2 separate regions of the Homo sapiens genome follow, and region 1 is linked to region 2. The links are chromatin loops, found by intact Hi-C in ENCODE. Cell type or tissue: heart right ventricle. All regions are shown on one strand. Links, peaks and the distances in the headings refer to the core of each region. The heading gives the core; the rest is flanking DNA.

Evidence for each region. Hi-C counts contacts between places; a loop is a spot of excess contacts. Peaks named below come from ENCODE experiments on the same cell type or tissue, not always from the same donor. Only the 100,000 strongest peaks of a DNase experiment are listed, where the experiment ranks them.
Region 1: it touches region 2 in a loop (1.9-fold over the local background); 28 of 110 quality-filtered maps call a loop at or near these places.

The regions. Positions count from the first base shown.
Region 1 is chr11:64,560,381-64,570,819 of GRCh38, forward strand. SLC22A11 (solute carrier family 22 member 11) reads left to right here. Exons shown (of 10, transcript NM_018484.4): 3 at 1,624-1,778; 4 at 1,887-2,055; 5 at 3,928-4,048; 6 at 4,842-4,957; 7 at 7,219-7,433; 8 at 8,290-8,398; 9 at 9,272-9,478. Among named protein-coding and RNA genes, the nearest start is that of SLC22A11, 9.7 kb to the left of the region's middle. RefSeq lists an enhancer at 4,434-5,403. In heart right ventricle, for the core only: no CTCF peak of the experiment used is centred there; a DNase peak (open chromatin) is centred at 6,361; H3K4me3 peaks cover 369 bases.
Region 2 is chr11:64,629,703-64,640,141 of GRCh38, forward strand. It overlaps NRXN2 (neurexin 2), which reads right to left. Exons shown (of 23, transcript NM_015080.4): 18 at 5,569-5,750; 19 at 700-871. Among named protein-coding and RNA genes, the nearest start is that of NRXN2-AS1, 8.9 kb to the right of the region's middle. RefSeq lists an enhancer at 7,516-8,084. In heart right ventricle, for the core only: no CTCF peak of the experiment used is centred there; no DNase peak of the experiment used is centred there; H3K4me3 peaks cover 492 bases; H3K27me3 peaks cover 4,060 bases.

The DNA of each region.
Region 1 (10,439 bases), core at 1,601-9,600, 68 kb before region 2:
CGAGGGCCCCACTGCACTGAGGACAGTCCCTTCCTGCCTACCCCCTGCCCTGCGCTGGGCTTCCATCCACCCCCAGCTCCACCAGCCTCCTCCTGGGGCCCCCTGCACGCCTGCAGAGCGCCTCAGTGACTGTGCTTCACCCAGAAGCTCTTGCCTATGCTGCTTTGTGCCCACACGCAGGCCGCAACTCAATGCTCTTCCTTGAGGAGGCCCTCCGAGGCCACGGAGCCAGAGACTCCTGCCCGGCCCCAGGCATGACTGTCCCAGCCCCTCCTTGCTTCCCTCATCACAGTGCCTGGCTCTGACGATGCCTGGCTGGCTCAAGGCTTGTTTGTTGTCCACGTCCCCACAAGCACACAGGGACCCAGGGACTGTGCTCCAGAGCCCAGCTCAGCACGGTGGCAGACACGCAGTCATTATTTCATGAATGGAGGACTGCCTTCCCACTCCCTCCTGCCACCACCCTACTGGCTCTGGGGTCTGACTACCTGGGTCTGAATCCCAGCCTTATCCCACCCAGCCTTGTCCTACAAGGTAGATCTCTTCCCTTCTCTGGAGATCTCTTCCCTTCTCTGGGCCTCAGTTTCCCCCCAGCAGTGGGGTCTCGCACCTGCCCACGCAGTTGTCGTGAGGATGAAGCGAGTGTCCTTGCTCCTGGGTGCTGCTCAGACAGGTGCGGCCAAGGTCTGCCTCGCATCTCCGTTCTGAGCAGAACGGGCTTGAGTGGCACTAAATGCAATCTCCGGTTCAGACTCAGCCGGCCTGGAGGCCACCGCAGCCCAGGGCACTCGGGCAGGGGCCGAGGGCTCTGCATCCGCCCCATGAGCACCCCCTTCACAGCGCACAGGTGAGAGCAGTGGATTGCAAAGTCTCGGCCTCCTTACTCCCTGGCCCCTTGCCCAGTGTCTTGATTCTCATAGCAGCCCTGTGAGGCATGTCCTTATGGATGCCCTTGTGTTACAGATGGGGAAACTGAGGCTCAGAGATGTCGAATCACATGCCCAGGGTCACCCAGGAAGGACAGAGCTGGGGCTCAAACCCAGGCATCTGATGCCCAAACCTGTGTTCTTTTTTATTTATTTATTAGAGACAGAGGCTCATTCTGTTGAACAGCCTGCAGTGCAGAGGCGTGATCATACCTCACTGCAGCCTTGAACTCCTGGGCTCAAGCCATCCTCCCACCTCAGCCTCCCAAGTAGCTGGGACCGCAGACACCTGGCTAATTTATTTATTTATTTATTTATTTATTTATTTATTTATTTATTTATTTAGTAGAGACTGAGGTCTCACTATGTTGCCCAGGCTGGTCTTGAACTCCTGGCCTAAAGTGATCCTCCAGCCTCAGTCTCCCAAAGTGCTGGGATTACAGGCATGAACCACCGTGCCTGGCCCCAAACCCCATGTTCTTAAACACTGAAACTGAACTGCACCCTCCCATGGCAAGGTACCTGCCACTTTTATAACAGAAGCACTCTGAGTGTACCCCTAAAAGTTCCAAGAAGGAGGAGCTGGCTGCAAGAGATCCCCTGGCGTTGTTGAACTCCCAGAAGGCAAGTACCTGCCCACATATCCACGTCCTCAGGGGCCCCTCTCCAGGCCCCGTGTGCTTCTCTCCTGTGACAGGTTTGGGAGGAAGCCGATGCTGAGCTGGTGCTGCCTGCAGTTGGCCGTGGCGGGCACCAGCACCATCTTCGCCCCAACATTCGTCATCTACTGCGGCCTGCGGTTCGTGGCCGCTTTTGGGATGGCCGGCATCTTTCTGAGTTCACTGACACTGAGTGAGTCCCCGGCTCAGCGCGCTCCTGCCATGGGGGCGGGGGTGGCAGGAGAGAATGGGGCTCAGGCCGCCGCATGAGGCCTCACCTGCACGTGTCTGCATCCTTCAGTGGTGGAGTGGACCACGACCAGCAGGAGGGCGGTCACCATGACGGTGGTGGGATGTGCCTTCAGCGCAGGCCAGGCGGCGCTGGGCGGCCTGGCCTTTGCCCTGCGGGACTGGAGGACTCTCCAGCTGGCAGCATCAGTGCCCTTCTTTGCCATCTCCCTGATATCCTGGTCAGTATGATGTGGGACCTTTTCCTTAGGAGACCCAGGGTGGGAGGGGGACTCTTCACTTTCACCTCTCTGGCTGGCAGTAGGTCCAGAGACCTGGAGTGCCACAGAAGGGCCATGGCATGAGCGGCACCCTCGCTAGGGAGGGACATTGGTGATTGGCAGTCCTGGGCTAAGTGTTGCAGCCCGAGGTCCGTGGCTCCCATCCAGCCCAGACAGGCCAAGATGGGCTGGCACAGCATTGGCTCAAATGGTGATTTAAAAAATACATTTGTAACTAGTTGCTAACATTTAAAAATCAGAAGATTTTCAAAAACAAACAAAAACAGTATTTTTTACCTTCTTTGGAAAAACTGGAAGATCCAGGGGCACTGGGCTGAACTTCGGCCACAGTGGAAGCGGCCGCTCTCCCGGTCCCCAAGGCCCCACTGCCGCTGTCCCCTGGGCTGAGGCTGTGAGCATCGTCCTTCCTCAATACTTGCACCAGCCCCCACCCACCAGCTTCACTCCTTCACATACAGTGCGGACCAACATTGGATATGAAAATAGATTGTTGTCACTACAATTTTAGGGGCCGCAAAAATCCCTAAGGTCTGGAAATCCCTCCTTGGGTTGGCACTGAGGAAGGAGACACAGACAGGTGCAGAGGGTCTTAGGTGCTGGGGACACACAAGTGAACAAAACAGGCAAAAACCAGTGGCCCCGTGGAGCTTACGTTTCATACACAGATCAATAAGTGAAGAGGAAGGCCATCCCATAATTACAATAATTAGGCCATCCCCGCCACGCTGATCAGGTGTGTACCAGGTGCAGTTTATAACACTAGGTGCGTATTAACACACCTTCTAATAAGTAAGATGATGCGATTACCACCATTTTCAAATGAAGGACCGAGACCTAGAAAGGTTAGGTCACTCACCCAAGGTCACACACAGCCGGTGAATGCCAGAGGCAGGATTTGAACCTAGGCAGGCTAACTCTTCACCACTACGTCAGACTGCCTCCAGAAGTCCTTCTTAGCTTCCCTGCAAACAGGGCTGAGAGCCGGTGGGTTGGGCAGATCCTGTGCCTTCCACCAGGAAAGTGTTTCTCCTGGCCCACCTGCCCCTGAGGTTGGGGAGAAATAGACTGGTTTTATAAAATCACCTGGTTCTGCCTGGGGATATTTTAAATGTGCTAAAAAAAAAAAAAAAAAAAAAAAAAAAAGGCCGGGCACAGTGGCTCAAGCCTGTAATCCCAGCACTTTGGAGGCTGAGGCAGGTGGATCACAAGGTCAGAAGATCAAGACCATCCTGGCTAACATGGTGAAACCCCATCTCTACTAAAAATACAAAAAAATTAGCCATGGTGGTGCACACCTGTAGACCCTGCTACTCAGGAGGCTGAGGCAGGAGAATCACTTGAACCTGGGAGGTGGAGGTTGCAGTGAGCCAAGATCGCACCACTACACTCCAGCCTGGGTGACAGAGTGAGACTCCATCTCAAAAAAAAAACAAAAAAACCCAGCACCAAGTGACCTTTCTATCCTAGAAATAGCCCCAGAATCACTGGTGAAGCAGCCAACTCTAGGGACACCCATGCCCAGGCCACCTGTGCCCTGGCTGTGTGCAGGGCTCAGGTGGGCAGGCCCCGGGCAGCCAGGCGAGCCAGATGGAGGTGGCTCGCTTGGGAAGGTGGGCGGCCAGGCATTGGGACTCAGCTTTATTCTGAAACCGCTGGGGACTGCCAGGCTCCTGGCTGGGCAGCAGCGGCACAGAAGCATGTGCTTCCTCATCACTCATCTCAGCTGGAGGGTCCGTGCCCACTGCCCCTTTCCACCCCGCCCCGGGGGAGAGCCCAGCGTGCACTCCCAGCTACACACCTGCCTCCTTACAGGTGGCTGCCAGAATCCGCCCGGTGGCTGATTATTAAGGGCAAACCAGACCAAGCACTTCAGGAGCTCAGAAAGGTGGCCAGGATAAATGGCCACAAGGAGGCCAAGAACCTGACCATAGAGGTGAGATGCTGCTGTCTGCGAGACTTGACCTGGGACAGGACGTGCACTGAGGGATCATCCGTGTGGCCTCCAACAGCACCACCCACTCCAGCACCACCTCCACCAGCACCACCACCAGCATCTCCACAGACACCACCAACACCTCCATCACCACCTCCACACAGACACCACCACCACCACCACCAATCCCGATACCATCACCAACAGCACCACCACTGTCCACACCCACCATCACCTTCACTGCCATCACTCCATCACCACCAGCACCACCAATACCATCACTAACCCCACAGCCACCATCTCTGCAAAACATCTCCACCACCTTCACCACCATCGTCACCATCGGTAACAGCACCATCATTATCAACAGCACCCACACCGTCACCTCCATCACCCACCACCTCCACCTGCATGTAGCACGCACCCACCTCATGGGGGTTCTCGATGTGTCTGGGGAAACAGAATGTGTTTATTTGAAGGTAGCTGCTTTCAGGAAACAGGCGCTGCCAGAGATTAGAGTGAAGATGGGGTCGGAGGATAAGGGAAGGCTTCCAGAAGGAGGCAAGCTAGAGCTGAGAGGACCAGGGCTGAGTCAAACCTGCAGAAGAGCCAGGGCCTGGAGAGAACCTTTTCTGCCCCATCCCCTCCCCTTCCCCTAGGGATCCAGCTTCCAGAGGCCGAGGCCCAGGACAGGCTCCCCGTCACTCTGGCCACTTGGACACTGTTCTCTGGCACAGGGGGTGGGGCAGGGCCATTGCCCTACCATTCACGGTGCCCCCATTCTCCCCGGAAGGTGCTGATGTCCAGCGTGAAGGAGGAGGTGGCCTCTGCAAAGGAGCCGCGGTCGGTGCTGGACCTGTTCTGCGTGCCCGTGCTCCGCTGGAGGAGCTGCGCCATGCTGGTGGTGAAGTACGCCGTCCTGGTGTCCCTCCCCAAGGCAGGGCTGGGACAGGCAGGAGGCAGAGCTGGGACAGGCAGGAGGCAGAGCGTCCAGGGGAAACAGCACCCGCAGGCCTCAAGGGGGTGCATTTCTGTCTGGGACAGGACGCAGACAGCCCCAGCAGGCAGGAGTCCTGGCAGGCAGCAGAGAGGGACTATGCACAGGTGGGATCTGGAGGCTGCCATCTGCAGGAAGCCAGAGGAAAAGGCAGCTCTAGGCTGGGGGTCCCAGGGTCCCAGGGAGGTCCCAAGACAGAGGCAGAGCCAGGGTCCCTAGAGCCAGGGGACCAGCCACGGCCGAGGAGTACCACTGTGTGTCATCGTTAGAGACTTACCACTTTCCTAGAGACCATGGCCATGCTCCTAGAGGGTGAACCTGCATTCGCTGACCCCTCCATGCAACCCCACTTCACTGATGGGGAAAGAGGATCCCAGAGGGGTAAGGAACAAGCCCAAAATAATAGAGCCTGCATTGGAACCGGGCTGAGCTAACACTTGGCTTACCGGCACTGTCACTGCCAGGGCCCGCGCGACCAGACCCTGGCCCTCCCCGGGACCCAAGGTCATCTGGGCCCAGGAAAAGGCCCTTAAAACAAATTCAGTTCCGGTGACATCCAAAAGAGCATATTAAAAAGCAAGGACCAGTCAGGCGCGGTGGCTCAAGCCTGTAATCCCTCACTTTGGGAGGCTGAGGCAGGAGGATCGCTTGAGCCCAGGAGTTCAAGACCAGCCTGGGTAACATAGTAAGACCCTCTCATCGCTACTAAAAATCAAAAAATGAGGCAGGAGGATCACTGGAGCCCAGGAGATAGAGGCTGCACTGAGCTGAGATTGTGCTACTGCACTCCAGCCTGGGCGACAGGGCAAGATTCCGTCAAAGGAAAAAAAAAAAAACCTAAGGACCTGGTTTGATTGGGACTTTTATCTTGAAATAAAACTGAAGTTTAGGAAAACGTTTCTTTTATGCTATATTTAACCACATATGGGTTATGATGGCAAATACTTGCTACATCTTAGAACAAAGATAGATCAAATGCCTTTTTTAAAAAACTTCAATTTTTTTCTGATAAATCAGAAGGAGTGCTCTCACTGCAAACACCCGGGACCAGTTTTTTTTTTTAAAAAAAAAAAAAACCTTCCAGGATTCCTCAGTTCTCCCAGGGGCCGGCTCTGCAACCTTTGTTATTCAAATCAGAGGCTTTGAAGCTGGTGACCTTGTGGGTTTTCCTGTCTTGTTAACCCAGTTGTTATCTGTCCAAGGCTCCAGTGTCGGCCGCTTTGAGCACCAGCCCAGTGACTCTCACGTCACTCACATAAACTTCATGAAACACCGCGGCTTGTGCGATTTTACTCTGATGTTGTTGGGCTGGTGTTGTCCGATGTTTATTGGGTGATGCAATCAGGTGACGCCTAAGGGGAGGGCTGGGAGGAGCATCTGGGTTAAGCAGGGAGAGCACAGATTTTAAACGTGGCCGAGAAGAATTTTACCTTGCAGCCAGTTGTGGATCCAAATCCCATCTCCAAACCATGAGAATTTAAATACCGTAAATTCAGCTACTCGTGAGCCAGTGGGGTGGGGGAGTGGGCAGAAAGCAGACCCTGAGATGGAGAAGGGAAGGCAAGGGGAGATGCAGCCACAGCCTGGGCCCAGCCCAGCCCCTGGGAGCGTGGGAGCTGGGGCCTTTCTGGGTGGTCCCTCTGCCCCATGAACCAGTCACAGGCTGCTCTCCCCAGAGAAGGGGCAGCACTCCCAGGGGCTGGGGGACAGGCTCTCCATCCTGAATGTGGTCTGGGCAATGCAGCCCAGGGTCTCCCGAGAGGCCCTGTCCTGCCATGATTCCCATCTTCCAAGAGAAAGGCACAGTGTGACTGGTTATCAGAATCAAAGCCAGAGAGGGCTAGTCCGGAAGTGAGGGGCAGCTCAGAGGCCCCCGAGGGCAGACTTGGTCCCAGCCAGAGAGGCAACGCCCCAGCGCATCGCTGCCCCTGACACAAAGCCTGTGTGTGAAGGGATGGTGGAGCCACCCTGCCTGCCCTTTCCTGGAAGAGCCTGACGCTGGGGTTGTGTCCTGAGTTTGGCAGGCTTCTGGGATCGCTGGCCGAGACAAGCCCAGGATTGTCCTCCGGGGTTGGCCATGTCCTCCCAGGCAGCTCCTGGTGGGAGGTGCTGTTGCTGTTGGGGTGCCCTCTCCCCGGCAGGGCAGGGACCTGACTTCCAGCCTTGCCCGCAGTTTCTCTCTATTGATCTCCTACTATGGGCTGGTCTTCGACCTGCAGAGCCTGGGCCGTGACATCTTCCTCCTCCAGGCCCTCTTCGGGGCCGTGGACTTCCTGGGCCGGGCCACCACTGCCCTCTTGCTCAGTTTCCTTGGCCGCCGCACCATCCAGGCGGGTTCCCAGGCCATGGCCGGCCTCGCCATTCTAGCCAACATGCTGGTGCCGCAAGGTGAGGCAGGCGGACTGGGCGGTGGGACCGGGCCCTGCTTCCCCGCCCACCCCACTGCTCTGAGCGTGGGGCCACATCCCCTCCCTGGCCCCAGGAGCTGCCTCCCTGTTTTCTTTCTGAATGAGGGAGGCTATGAGGACCTGGAATCCCTCTCTGTGTCTCCTTTTATTGCTGAGGGTGGGAGACTGGGGGAAAGGGACAGGGCGGCACGTCGTGCGGTGGCGGCAGAGCCGGGAGGAAGGCAGGAGGCTGCCTTGCGGCTGGCAGAAGGCCTGAGCGGGGACGGAGGCGGCCGGGGCCCTGCAGGCTGCAGCGAGAGCCCAAGCTCTGAGCGCGAGCAGCTGCGAGGAAACTGACAACGGCGAGCACCTCCCAGCAGTTCAGGCACCTCCACGGAGCAACGCGTTGGGGAGGCCAGGCCTGCGGCCAAAAGGGGGCCCGGACCTCCGCCTCCAGGCCAGGGCTTCTGCCATCCCCACACAGGCAGGCTGGCGGGCAGCAGGAAGGCTGCTGTGGACCGGGCCCGGCGCTCTCTCCGTCATAGCAAGAGGCATCTCGGGACCCTAGGAGCCGCGGTGGGGGGCATTCTTTCAGTGCAGCCTCCACGGCCGGCCAGGCTCAGCTACCCTAGACCTGGCTGGGTTTCTGCCTGTGCCCCTCGGGCCCCTGCCGCGATATCGCATCCTATGCTCTGTCCCCCAACCCCAGCCCTGGGCAGCCCCGCACCAAGCCAGCAGGGCCGGGGACTTGTAGGGAGCCCAGGGTCCCCTCTGCTCCAGGCTGGCTGGCCGCACACTGACTAGCCCCTGGGTACCCTCCAGGGCAAACCCCACTCTCACCCCCTTCCTGTACCCAGATTTGCAGACCCTGCGTGTGGTCTTTGCTGTGCTGGGAAAGGGATGTTTTGGGATAAGCCTAACCTGCCTCACCATCTACAAGGCTGAACTCTTTCCAACGCCAGTGCGGTAAGCTGGGCTGCAGGCCATGCCCCAGGGCCAGCAGGGCCGTCCTGAGAGGGCGGTGGGAAGGGAAAGAAGGGTCTGGCAGCCAGGGAAATGCAGCCAGGGCCGCTCAGGGTCCCCCCCAGGACAGCTCTTCCCCTTGAGAGTCTCGACCCAGACAGAAGCAGTACAGTAGAGCCCTGGGGACATCTGGGCCTGTGTTTTCACACCATTTTGAGCCACAGAGTCATCTGTCCAGATGGAATCTTATAAGAATCCTGATTAGGAGACCAAGAGCTGCCCTGGTAGCAGTGGGGACCCTCAACTCACTTCCCACCACTCCTTCCCTGCCCCAAGAGAGCCCCAAGTCACCTCCTTGGAGCCCAAGGGCATCATAAAACACAAATGGAAAACCAGTGGTCTAGAGTCTAGGCCACCCCCACATTTGATATTTGGGTAAACTGAGGCTCGGGGTGAAGGACTGGCTCAGCAGAAGGGTAGGACTGGACTCCAGCTCTCCAGACTTTTAGCCCAATGTTCTTTCCACCACTCACTCATTTCTCCATATTTTAATTTGTTGTTTGGACAAGCATTTATTGATTTTGTTGATATCGTATGGAAAGCCTGAGTTGGGAGCTCAGTGGCCTAGCAGGAGTATGGAGAAGCCCTTAAGTTGCCCAAGAGTGGGGAAAATGAGGTGGGCCCTAGAGATTTCCCCTGAAACACTAGATGCAAAAATCTGGGTGGGCTCCGTGGAGGAGGTGGCATTAGAGGAGGCCTTGAGGAGGGCAATTCCCTCAGCCCAGCTTTCCTTCCCCTGGCATCTGTGAGCCCAGGATGTCTTCCTGCCACAGGGCCAGCTGTTACAGGGATCTGGGCCCTCCCCTTCACCCACAGGATGACAGCAGATGGCATTCTGCATACAGTGGGCCGGCTGGGGGCTATGATGGGTCCCCTGATCCTGATGAGCCGCCAAGCCCTGCCCCTGCTGCCTCCTCTCCTCTATGGCGTTATCTCCATTGCTTCCAGCCTGGTTGTGCTGTTCTTCCTCCCGGAGACCCAGGGACTTCCGCTCCCTGACACTATCCAGGACCTGGAGAGCCAGTGAGTGACCTGTGATCCCTGGGCATCGGGCTGGGCTTCCTCCTGGGCCAAGATGGAGACAGGCCTGGGCTGCCCAGGGCAAAGGCTCAAGAGTACCAAGGCCTGTGTTTCTGAAACCATTTAATCTTTCCAACAATCCTGCCAGAAATGTATTATTACTATCCCCATACTATTACTAGGGTCAGAGAAAGAAAGTGACTTATCCAAAGTCTCATGGGTAGAAAGTGATCATACCTCATGCAGGAAAATGTAATGGTTGAAAGCCCAGGCTTGGCAGCCAGGTTGCCTGGGCCCACGTTCCCCACCTGCCTGGGCAAGTGACTTAACCTCTCTCACCAAAACTGACAAAGGGAGATACAGATAGTCTCAACTGTCCTAGTGCAATTTTCCCACAAAGAATTTCAGGCCCAGACAGATCAACAGGTGAGTTCTTTCAAACCCTCAGAGAACAGATGGTGCCATCTCACACCCATTCTTTGACAGGGAGAAATGAGGGAGCACTCCCTGGCTGCATTTTATAGCCAGAACCACTTCTGTGGGCTTTAGCCTCCTCCTTTGTAAGATGGTGTTTAGAAAAAACAAACAAAACCCAGCCTGGCTCACAGAGTTGTTTTCAAGTTTAAGGGAAGTATTATTTTAAAGCACCTGGGAAAATGCCAGGCCTGCAGCAAGCACTCTGGACATGTGGTTATTGTGTCCTGGGTGACTGTTCACAGGGCCGCCTCAATTCTGATGGTGACCGAGGTCACAATGATAGTAATAATACTGAGTTCTTATTGTTTTATGTCACCTTATTTAATCGATACAACAACCACATGAGGTGCTATTACAGTCCAATTCCTTTGCCAAGGAAACTGAGATGCAGCAGGGTTATATAACTTGCCTAAGGACACCTGCAGAGACCCGGAGAAGCTGGGACTTCATTTTTTCTTTAATTTAATTGATTTTTGTTGTGTACCTA
Region 2 (10,439 bases), core at 744-8,743:
CCGGACCTAGCACAAGCCCTGATATCTAAGTAGGTTGTCAACAAAGGTTATTGAACGCACATGACCCTGTGTTTCATTTTTGTTGTCACTTGTCTCTTCCTCCCTTTCACCATGTCCCTCACCGCCTTGGACACTGGGGGTCCTTTTCTCTGAGTCTCCGTGGCTACTCCTCTTCCTTCGTTAGATCTCCTAATATGGATCTCTGACTTGCTCTTTATAAGGACCTCGGTTCTTTCCTTGGCTCTGCCCGTGGTAACAGCCCTGTCTCCTTGCCAAGACACGTTTTATATTACTTCTGGATTTTCTCTCCTGTTTCTGCATCTGTCTCCCTCATTTCTGAACTCAACCTTTCCGCAATCGCATCAGATTCTCCTCACCTCTACCCTCCCTCCACTTCTCCCCCCACCCCCAAACTGGACCCTGGCCTTGCAACCTTCCCAGCTCAGCCCTGCACCCTCCCCCATAGGGGGCGCATTCGCACCACCACGGTCTCGCCCCGCCGCCACAAATCCCGACTTTTCCTAGCCACGCCCCTGCCCTAGTCCCGCCTCGCAAGCTTCGTCTCTCCAGTAGCCCCGCCCCAGAGCCGCTTAGCCCCGCCCCAGAGCCGCTTAGCCCCGCCCCGGTGCGGCCGCACTCCTATCAGAGGCCGCCACCCGCCCCGCCACCGCGCCTCCTCCGCGGGCCCGCGCCGCCTACCTGCCGGGTACCGCTCGTTGACCGGCCAGCTGTCCACCTGCAGGGTGGCGTTGCCGCCGCTTCGAGTGAAGCGCACCACGTGGTATTTGCCGTCGCTTACTATGGCGTTGGGCTCGTCGATGGTAATGTCGTCCGTGCCCACGTTAAAGATCACCCCCACGGTGCCCTGGTCCTGGGGACATGGAGGTGGAGGTCAGCGACCAGAGGGAGCAACCATTCATCCCTTCTAGTGGCTACTCCTGTGACCACCACTAGCCCAGCTCCGCAGCACTTAAGGCACCTTTCCCAGGTCTCAACCGCTGGAGGAGGTGGGCAGGCTCGCTCCCCTTCCCCACATGCAAGGGAGTAACTTGAGGCCGGAGGTGCGTGCAGAGCCTGGGCCCAGAGCGCCTTCCACTAACCACACCTGTCTCTTGCCTTTTGGTTTGTCCTGGATATTCACAAGTATTCACAGAGCACCTACTCTGTGCAAGGGCCACTGGGCCCAGACAGGGGTGATCGGGCCAAGCTGGGGACCAGCTCGGGGCATGGAGGGCAGAGGCCTCTCTAAGGCAAGATCAGCAGAGAAGTCCACAGAAGCCGGCCTCTGCCAGAGGAAGGTCTGACCCCCAGCCCCTCCCCAGTCCCCAGTCTCCAGCCTCTCCTCCCTGGTATGCTCTGTACCAAGCAGGCCCCCAGGGGGCTTCCACCCACACCAGGGCATTAGCATGCCTCTCCTGGCAGCCTCTCAGGCCCAAAGTAGGTCAGGCTCTGAGTGTGGGGGTGGACCCTCTGCAGCCATGGGGGTGGAGGTGGGGGGTGTGGACTGTGTGTATGGTGGGATGGACACCAGAAGAGCTGAGGGTCAAACTATGCTAGACTGACCAAGAAAGGGGATCGTGGGGGTTTCGGGGTAGGGGGTGGAGCTAGGGGCTGGGGAAGGACAGGCAGAGGACAGACAGGGACGGAGGCCTGGAGAAGGGGAGCAAAGAGCCTAAGCAATCTCTGGGACCCAGGCCCACGGGACACTCTGCAGAGGCAACCCAGGATCAGCCCAGGAAGAGTTCTGCTTGTGGTGCTAGAGTGGGAGGGAGGGCTTCACCAAACCCTAAATCATGCCAGGCCCTGAGTGGGTACTGTACACGCATGCTCTCTTCCCTACACCAACCCGCTGAAGAAGCTCATAGCTCCCCATTTCATCAAGAAAGAGACTGAGGCTCAGCATAGTTAAATAACATCTCAAAATCTTGCAGCTCATGAGAAGGAAGCCCCAGATTTGAACCCCAGCTAGTCTGACTTCAAAGCCAGTGTTCTCTCCCTTTGCCCACCAGTCTAGGAAGACCCTGACTCAAGGAGGTGGGGGTGTGGGATGATCCAAGAGGCTGCTGAGGCCTACCTTCAACACCAAAGGCATCTAACCAAGCCAACGAAGGCCCATTAGGTACTAAGCCTGAGCCCCTGTTTCACTTCCCTGCACCTCCCAGCAGCACTCCTGAACGCGGTCTCAGCCCTCCTCCCACACGGAACAGACACTCACACAGGTTCACTCAAACCCCCTGGCTCACACACTCTCAGGCACCCAACCCATCATAGAAACACACTACACTCCTGGGGTCTTCTTGAAAGACTGCCCCAGTCTGGCCTGGACATGTGGAACATTCAGCTGCCACCTCCTTCCTGCATCTAGCAGAGCCGAGAGGCTTGGTGGCACTGGGGGTGTTGGCAGGGGTGGCTCACAGATGGGGCAAGGGTTGGGGTTTGGCAGAGAGAGTTGGGGGACAAGGTTTGCAGCTGTGGCTCAGGAGACCCATGTCCTATCCCTTCCCACTTGTGGGGTCCAGTTGTCTCCTTCTCAGAACCTGGGAAAACCACATACATATATGCATGCATGCACGCTAACACACAGATGCATGCACACAGTCATACATGCATGCAGCCTCTCTCCTCAGATGCAGTAAAGCAGGGAAACTGAGGCTGGGCTTGCCTAACAAAGAGTATTAGCAAGCCCCACCCATTCACCACCCACAGACTGACAACATCCCCAGGGAGACGGGCTGATCATCTGCTCCCCACACACGGGAAGGAACAGTCGATCCTCCTCGGTACTATTGTTAGTAATAATACCACCCAGAATAGTATCAGCTCCCTGGATTCCTCTGAGGATTTCTCCCCACAGGCTCAGCCCAGGCAGTGATGGTGGTCAAGGAGCACATGCAGTCTGAGAGCCAGGCTGGCAGAGTGCCGGCCAGGGAGCTGGGAGGCAGGACACCTGGGTTTCCTAGGAGGCAGTCAAGCTCAGGGCCCTGCACTCCGGGGGAGAGGCAGCTCCCCAGAGCCTCTCCCAGTGTGAAGTCAGTTGTCACTTCTGTTAAAGTCATTAATTCCTAATTCCCCAATTACCTCATTAGGCGGCGGTGGGGAGAACGAAGCCGCTCCTACAGCAAATAATTATGGGAGTCAAAATTAATTTGGCAAAGTGGAGCGACGCTTTATTAGAAACGTCAAATTGCTTTTCTCTTATTTTGCTGCCGCCTCCCCACTCTCTGAGAGCTGCTACTGACGCTGTGGTGGGAGCTGATGTGTCACCAGGGGAGGAAGGGGTTTGGGGGCTGCCCCCAGGGGGCCTCAGCCCATCTGGTGCCCACCTCCCACCTCATGGCTGGCTCCTCTCATGGACCCCCACCCTTGCCAGGCCTCTCCACCCTCAGGCAGACCCCCGTCTTCCCTGCCCTCTGCCGTACCCGGCACCAGTACTTGTTCCTCCATAGCCTTGCACCTTTAAGGCCTGTTCACAACTGTTGGGAGAGAAAAGGAGGAAATCCCTTCTCCTCGCATCCTGATCCCCCTACCCTTTCTCCTCAGTACTAGGGGAGCCCTACGCCCTAACCTAACAGGCACAGAGGCCCACAGTCCTGCCTAGGTAGCTGATCAGAGATGGTCGGGATACTAGCTAACACAGCATGCTCCCTACGTTCTTCACATAAGTGATCTCCTTCAACCTCCAAACATCCCTCTGTCCTCTTCCTATGCCACTCCATAGATGGGCTAACTGAGGCTCAGACAGCTGCGGTGACTTGCACAAAGACAGCAAGGAAGTGGCAAAGTTGGGATTCAAACCCAGACCATCTACTGCAAGCCATGCAGAGCTTCGCATGAGGGAGAAGAGAGAGAAGGAGCAGCCCTCACTCACAGAGGACACAGGGAAACCCAGTCACACCCCGCCACCCAGAAAGGCAATTGAAACAACTGCAAACACCACTACATGGGGAAATACACATCTATAGATACACTCCATCAGAAATCATGAGATCCAGTCTCTGTCTTCATCCCCCACTGTCACAGCCGTCACTCCTGACACACATCACCATGCATCCAGTCCCACACTGTCGTCTACAGCCACACTGTCTTTCGCTTGCCAGCTGCCTCTCACCATTCTAGATAACTGCCTGTCCCGCTGACACAGGTACAGAACTTCCAGGCCTCTTCTTGGGCCTGACTACTGTTCTGCTTGCTAGTCCTCCTTCTGCACCCCTTCCTCATCCGCTGCCACTTCCACCCCAGCTCTGCTCTGCCCACAGGAAGTCTCCCCTCATGCTCCTTCCTTCACACCCTGGTGTTGGGGTGGGGTGCAGACCTGGGATGCTTAAAAGCTACTGTGTAATGAAGGCCAGTGGCTGCGTTCCCAAGCAGATGGGGAGAGATCAGAGCCCAAACAAGCCTCTCCCCTGGCTTCCTCTCTCCCCTTCCAACTAACTATGCCCTCCTGAAAGCCAGGGGCCCCTCACCCAGAGCTTTCCAGCCCACAAAGCCTGGCCAGCCTGCCTGATCCCCACAGCACAGGGGTCCTGGCCAGGGTGAGCATGTGAAATACAGGCAGGGAAACAAGGTGGCTGTTAGGGGCCAGAAATGTACAGATGAAGACTGAGGGCAAAGGCTCGGGATTGAGGACTGTGGGGAGGGGTCAGGGGAGAGGTTGAGACCAGAAATGAAATGGAGCAATACCAGAGGTCGTAGGGAAGGGTGTAGGGCAGAGCCAGAGATGGGGGAAAGGGCAGGGAAAGAAAAGGGGCCACTTGCAGACTAGAGTTCAACAGGACTCAAAACGGTGAGTCAAGGAGCTGCAGATATGGTAGGAGGCCCAGAGGGAGACCCTGGGAAGGAACCAAGGTCAAGGTGGGTAGCAGGCACAGGGAGGGGCTAGGGCTTCTCCCTGTGGAGCTGAGCAGAGAAAGGCAGAGCCAGGTGGGAGCTGAGGTCAGGGTGAGGATGTGGGGCTGGGCCAAGAGGTCAGTGAGGAGTGAACCTGGCTAGAGAGGCAGTAAAGGAGACAGGGTAAGGGGGCTGCTGGGAGGGCAAAGGTCACGGAAGCAGAAGTCAAGGGCAGCATAGAGGCAGGGGCAGAATCCAGAGGCAAGATGAAGCTGCAAGGGTGGGCTGCCCTGGGGCAGGTAGGTATGAAGGAGGGGCAGGAATAGGTGCAGGACACAGTAGGCTGGCCTAGCTGGTCTAGGAGTGAGCAGGCAGCAGCCCAGGGGAAGTCACAAATGTGGGACACCTCCGAAGGCTACAGGAGAATGGCCTGGAAGTCCCAAAGAGGCCCTTGACTACTTTTAGGAAGGTCAGAAAACACAGGTGGTCTCAGGGAGTGGGGAGCTGGAGAAATTCGAATCAGATGGGAGGGTGGATCTGGGAGTCTTGGTGAATAACTGAGAGAGGGAAGGGTCTCAGAAGCAGAACTTCTTAGCAGGAAGCTCCAGCAATGAGGGAACAGAGGTTCTGAGGGTTCCCCATGAGGGAAGACTTGAGGTGCTGATCCCATGGCAATGAGGGGCTGAACTGATTTGGGAGCAGGAAGCTTGAGGTTGAAGGGTTGGGGCCCAGGGTCCTTACGATGTGCAGCTGCAGGTAGTCTCCAAGGCCGGAGGCGCTGTCCACCCGCACCAGCACAGCGCTCCGCTGGTGGGTGCTGAAGCCCACGGCCAGGCGATCCATCCTCGTGCTGGGCCTGTCATTGGGGGGCCACGTGTAGGTGATGAGCGCTCCCCCCTTCCCAAAGATGTATGTGGTCCCGGCTGCAGAGAGAAGGAAAGGGAGACAAGAAGAAATGACATCAGGAGGACGAGGTCAGCAGGTCCTCAGGGTTGTGACCAGAGGGATGGAACCCCAGGTCTAGATGTGGGACTTCAGCTGTGATACCCACAGCAGCCACCAGCCCTGCCACCCCAGGGAGAAGTTGGCAGGCGGGTGCCTGGGTGAGAGCCTGTGCACGCGCACAGACAGATGTAGCTGCCTCATCAAGAATGCTAGCTTTAATTACAGCAAAATAGAGAGGTAATAGAGTGACACAGAGAGAGAGCCCAGAGAGAAGCTGTAAGGAGACTGAGAAGACAAGAGTGCTGTGGGCAGGAAAGACCCAGGGGGCCCAGTCCTGACTAGCTCCACTTCTCCCAGGCCTGGCAGAGGTGACAGATCCAAGGTGTGTGCTTCTTTGGGGCCAGAGCTAAGCAGGCACCAAGGAACCCCAGGTGATGGCAGGAAGATGAGCAGAGCTGTGTGCAGCTCTGACTCACGGCCAGAGCTGGCGCCCTCCAACATCTCCCATCCCAACCCCTCTCCTGGCTTGCCCAGGACTCCCTGCTTCCGCCCTCACCCAGGGGGCTGCCTGGGTCCCAAAGCAGGAAGGTCCTGGAGCCCTGCCCAGAAAGGAAGAGACAGCCATGAGGTGGGGGTGGGGGAGGGGGGAGAGGGGAGATTGACAGCCAGAGGAGGAAGGAGGCAGAGAGACAGATGGACAGAGAAGGACAGAGAGGGGTGTAAGTGAGAGAAACAGGAGAGTGGGAGCCGGAGATGAAGGCTCCCTCTCCCAGCCCTCCCCTACCCCACCCTCTCTCCCCTTCTCCTTCTCTTCTTCGCCAGCCGGCTGCTGGGGGCGGGTGTGAGGTCCCTAACGATCTCAGCCCCAAAATAAACCCCATTAGTCGCCATGTTCCCTCCTGCGGCTGACTGAGCTCTCTGGGGGTGGGGGTGGGGGTGGGGGGCTGGTCACCCAGTTTCCCGGAAAGGAGCCTTGTCTGGGAGGCCTGGAGGACTAGTACTCCATGGCCTGCAGAGAAGGGAAGGGTAGAGAACAATCTTGCATTCTTTAGAACATAAATGGAGCAGATGAGATTCATAAAATGCTTAATTAAATAATTAGCCACTAATGACTCCTCACAAAGCACTTCTTGTGAGGAGAGGGGTTCAAGGGAGGACTTAAAGAAGGAGAGAAACAGATGAGGCCTAAGGGCAAAAGCCTAGACAGGGAGAAAATGTCAGTCTGGGGGTGGGAGAACTCTGGAGTCAGGAACTAGGAGCCTGCAGTGGGGGGCAGGAGGGCCTGCAGCACTTCTAAGGAGCAGGCCTTGCCAGCAGCCAAGGAGGTGGCCCAGTTGGTAACACTAGGCCGGGTTCCCTCAGGTACCTCGGGGTCTCTCGCCTCAGGGACTTGAACCCCCTTGTAGTTGGGGCAATCAGGGGTGAGGAGGCTCCATCCCAGGGAGCTCCTAGGACCCCAAAGGGGAGGGGCTGCCTGAGTGCTTTGGGGGGAGCCACCATCTGCAGGCCCAGGGAGGTGCTGAGGAGAGAAGGGAAGATTGTTGCCTGGTTCCCAAAGAGGTAGTGAGGCCAGCAGGGGGTTGGGGGAAGCAGGAGCCATGGGTCCCCTTGCTGTTCCCCAGAGCACCCACCATCAACACCTTCCATCCCCCCAGAGTGAGAGGTGACCCTGGGAGGAAGGGCAGGAGGGAAAGAACCACCTGGATGGCTAATAACTGACATCTCACCTCTGCCTGTGGCCAAGAAACCACCCCCAGCAGACAGAGGGGGCTTGGCTCTGCCCTCCCCAGACCCAGGTGTCCTTTCTACCTGAGGGCCCTGGAGCACAGTGGTGAGCACTGAACCCTCAGGATGGGGCCCCAAGTCGAGGGCGGAGAGTTGGCTGACAGTGGGGTATGCAGTGACCCCCACCCCCACCCCATGTGGTCACCTGCCTGGAAGGGCAGCGCCTGGAGGTGGGGAGCCCAGTAGGCCTCAGCCGGTAACGGTCTCTCCACTCCCAGCACTGCAGCACTCTGGAAAATCGGCTGTTTCCATGACAACTGTAATACCCAGGGTCCTCCTCCCCACTCCACACAAGATGCACATCTGAATTTGGGGGGTGGGGCGGGCCAGGGGAGCAGAGATGCTGACCTTCCTCCACACACATTCCTACCCTCACCTTCCTGATCAGAGGCTGCAGCCTCTTCACCCCTGGGCTCCAGGGCCTCCCATTCAGAGAAGGCTTTATTGGGTTTCTTGATCCCTCAGACCAGGGAAGGAAACCAAGTCTACCTGCAGGCTGCCTCCAAATCCCCCAGGTCTAGGAGAAAAGAGGCCCTTTCTCTTCACTTCCCACCCCAGATTCCAGACAGCAAGCACATCACCATGGACAGAGCCCTGTCTGTGCCCAGAGAGGGCGGGAGGAAAAAGCCGGCCAAATGCCCCACTGGGCAGGCAGTGAGGCAGGAGGGATCAGAGGCGGTGCCCAGCGCCCAAGCCCCAGGCCCCACACCCACACACAGGCGGCGACGCACCCAGCTGCACACAAAGACCCAGCGTAGAGAGGCAGACCCCCGACAGGAGGCGAAGCAGCCAGGAAACATGGCGGTGAAGGCACAAAGACAGACCAGGGAAGGCGGCCCCAGGACAGGGACTGGCCAAGCGTGGGACAGGGCGCACGCGTCCCCGCCCCCGAGGCCCGCGGCGCACAGGCTGCCCAAGCCCAGACCTCCCCTGGGATTTATCACCCAGCCGTTCTCACACTGCTGCCAGTTTATTACGCTGGGCGGGTCTGTTAAAGCCTAAGGGCGTTTATTACACTGTGGGGGGACTGGGCGGAGAGACACTTCTTGGGCAGAAGAGGTGAAGGATGAATGGTTTATTGGACTGGGGCGGCAGTAATTACCCTGGGGAGACATTTCTCTCCCCAGCACCGCGGCTGCCTCCGGAGCGCAGAAGGCTGGGGTTCGGGAGACCGCGGGGCTGGGAGGCGTGGCTTCCGCCAGGCCCCTCCCCAGCCGCGCTCCGGAGGCGCCTTCAGCCTCTCACCCCGGCAAGCTGTCCTCGGCCCTGCCCACGGACTCCCCCAGGGAAGGCACAGCTGTCTTCTAGGAGACACGGAGCGCAAAATAGGGCACCACATCTAGAACCTGACAGGCTCCAGAAAGGGTCTGAAAGGCAAGAGGGGCCTAAGCCAAGGCCCAAAAATGTTGCCCAAGGGTGGTGTAGACCAATTGTTTTTGACCTCTCTAGGAAACCACCAGTGAGCTGAATTGTGCATAACATTTCAGAGAGAACTACACACCTGAAGCCTAAGGCAAGAAAGCCTCTGGCCAAACACAAGATGCCATAGGCCCAGGTTCGGCACCTTCTGCCCATGTCCAATATAGTCTCCTCAATACCTCCTAGACCCAGAAATTCACTCATCCAGTGAAATACTCTAAATGTTCAAGAATATTCCATGCAGTCCCACACACACCTGCATTCTAGAAAAAAACCAACCAACCATTAATAATGGTTAGCTAACCCAGACCCAAACAACATAATCATCCATGTAGAAAACCACCCATGCAGTGATGCCCCTGTGGTTAAAACTACATGTGCAGAACCTCTGCCTGCCTGTGTGCCTGCAGCATCTGAAGCCATGAAAGAAAACCTTCTGGAATATCTAGACTTGTGAGAGGATAAAACATCCTGCACAACCCAGAAAAGCCATGGCCCTAGTGCTCGCAGCCCACACCAGCGCTTTGTACATGAACCTTTACATCCCAGATAGAGAGATCTCTAATGGTCTAGATCCCTGTGCTCAGCTGTCTCTTGATCTAGGATCCCAGAACACAGCCTTTCAATTCCTAACCCCCTGCTTGGCCATAAACCATCCAGTCAGAAATCCAAGTTAACACACCCTGTTCAGAAACAAAATAAATGCTAGCCCCCTTTATAAGCTGGAGTGATAAACCTGGAACCCATGGAAGCTACTGACTCAGAAATTAGCAGGGATTGACCACTCCATTCCTGGCCCGACAGTACCAGAAATGAACACGGTGGGGTGGGAGGAACCTCAAGGACTCTGAAACCAGAATTGGGGATCCAGGACCAGGAGAGTGTCACCCCTGGGCTCAGCTCATTTTTAGGACCCAGGTGTGCCAGTCCTCCCATGCCCCAGACAGACATCAGGTACAGGAGTGGCAATGGGTGTCTGGCAGGTAAGGACATTATGTAACAGGAAGAGTTGGGGGGGATGGCAGGGTAAATGGGGGATGGTGTGAAGAGAAGAGAGGAGAGAAGGCAAGTAGAAACACAGTGAGACCCCAAAAGAAGGCAAGTGGAGAAGCTGGTGCAGAAAGGAGAGAGGCTGCCTCCCACTGGGGATGCTAGGGAGACACTGGGCAGAGAGGAAGCCTGGCCTGGAAAGGCCTCCTGAGCTGGCCTGGTCCTCCAGCCAAGTGTAGGGTCCCAAGAAGAGCCTGTCTTTTCACCTCTCCCACCATGGTTAATGGTTAACGGGAGCAAAGGTGGGGTTCAGCCAGGACAGGTGGCCTCATCCCTTCTCCTCCTTTCCTTGGGCCCTCGTCCTTCCTCTCAGCTGCCCCACCCTTCACAGGCTCCTCCCCCACACCTCCCACCCCCTTCTATCGCCATCCTGGAGCACCCTCCAGATGGCTCTTCCTGTTTCCACCAGGCAC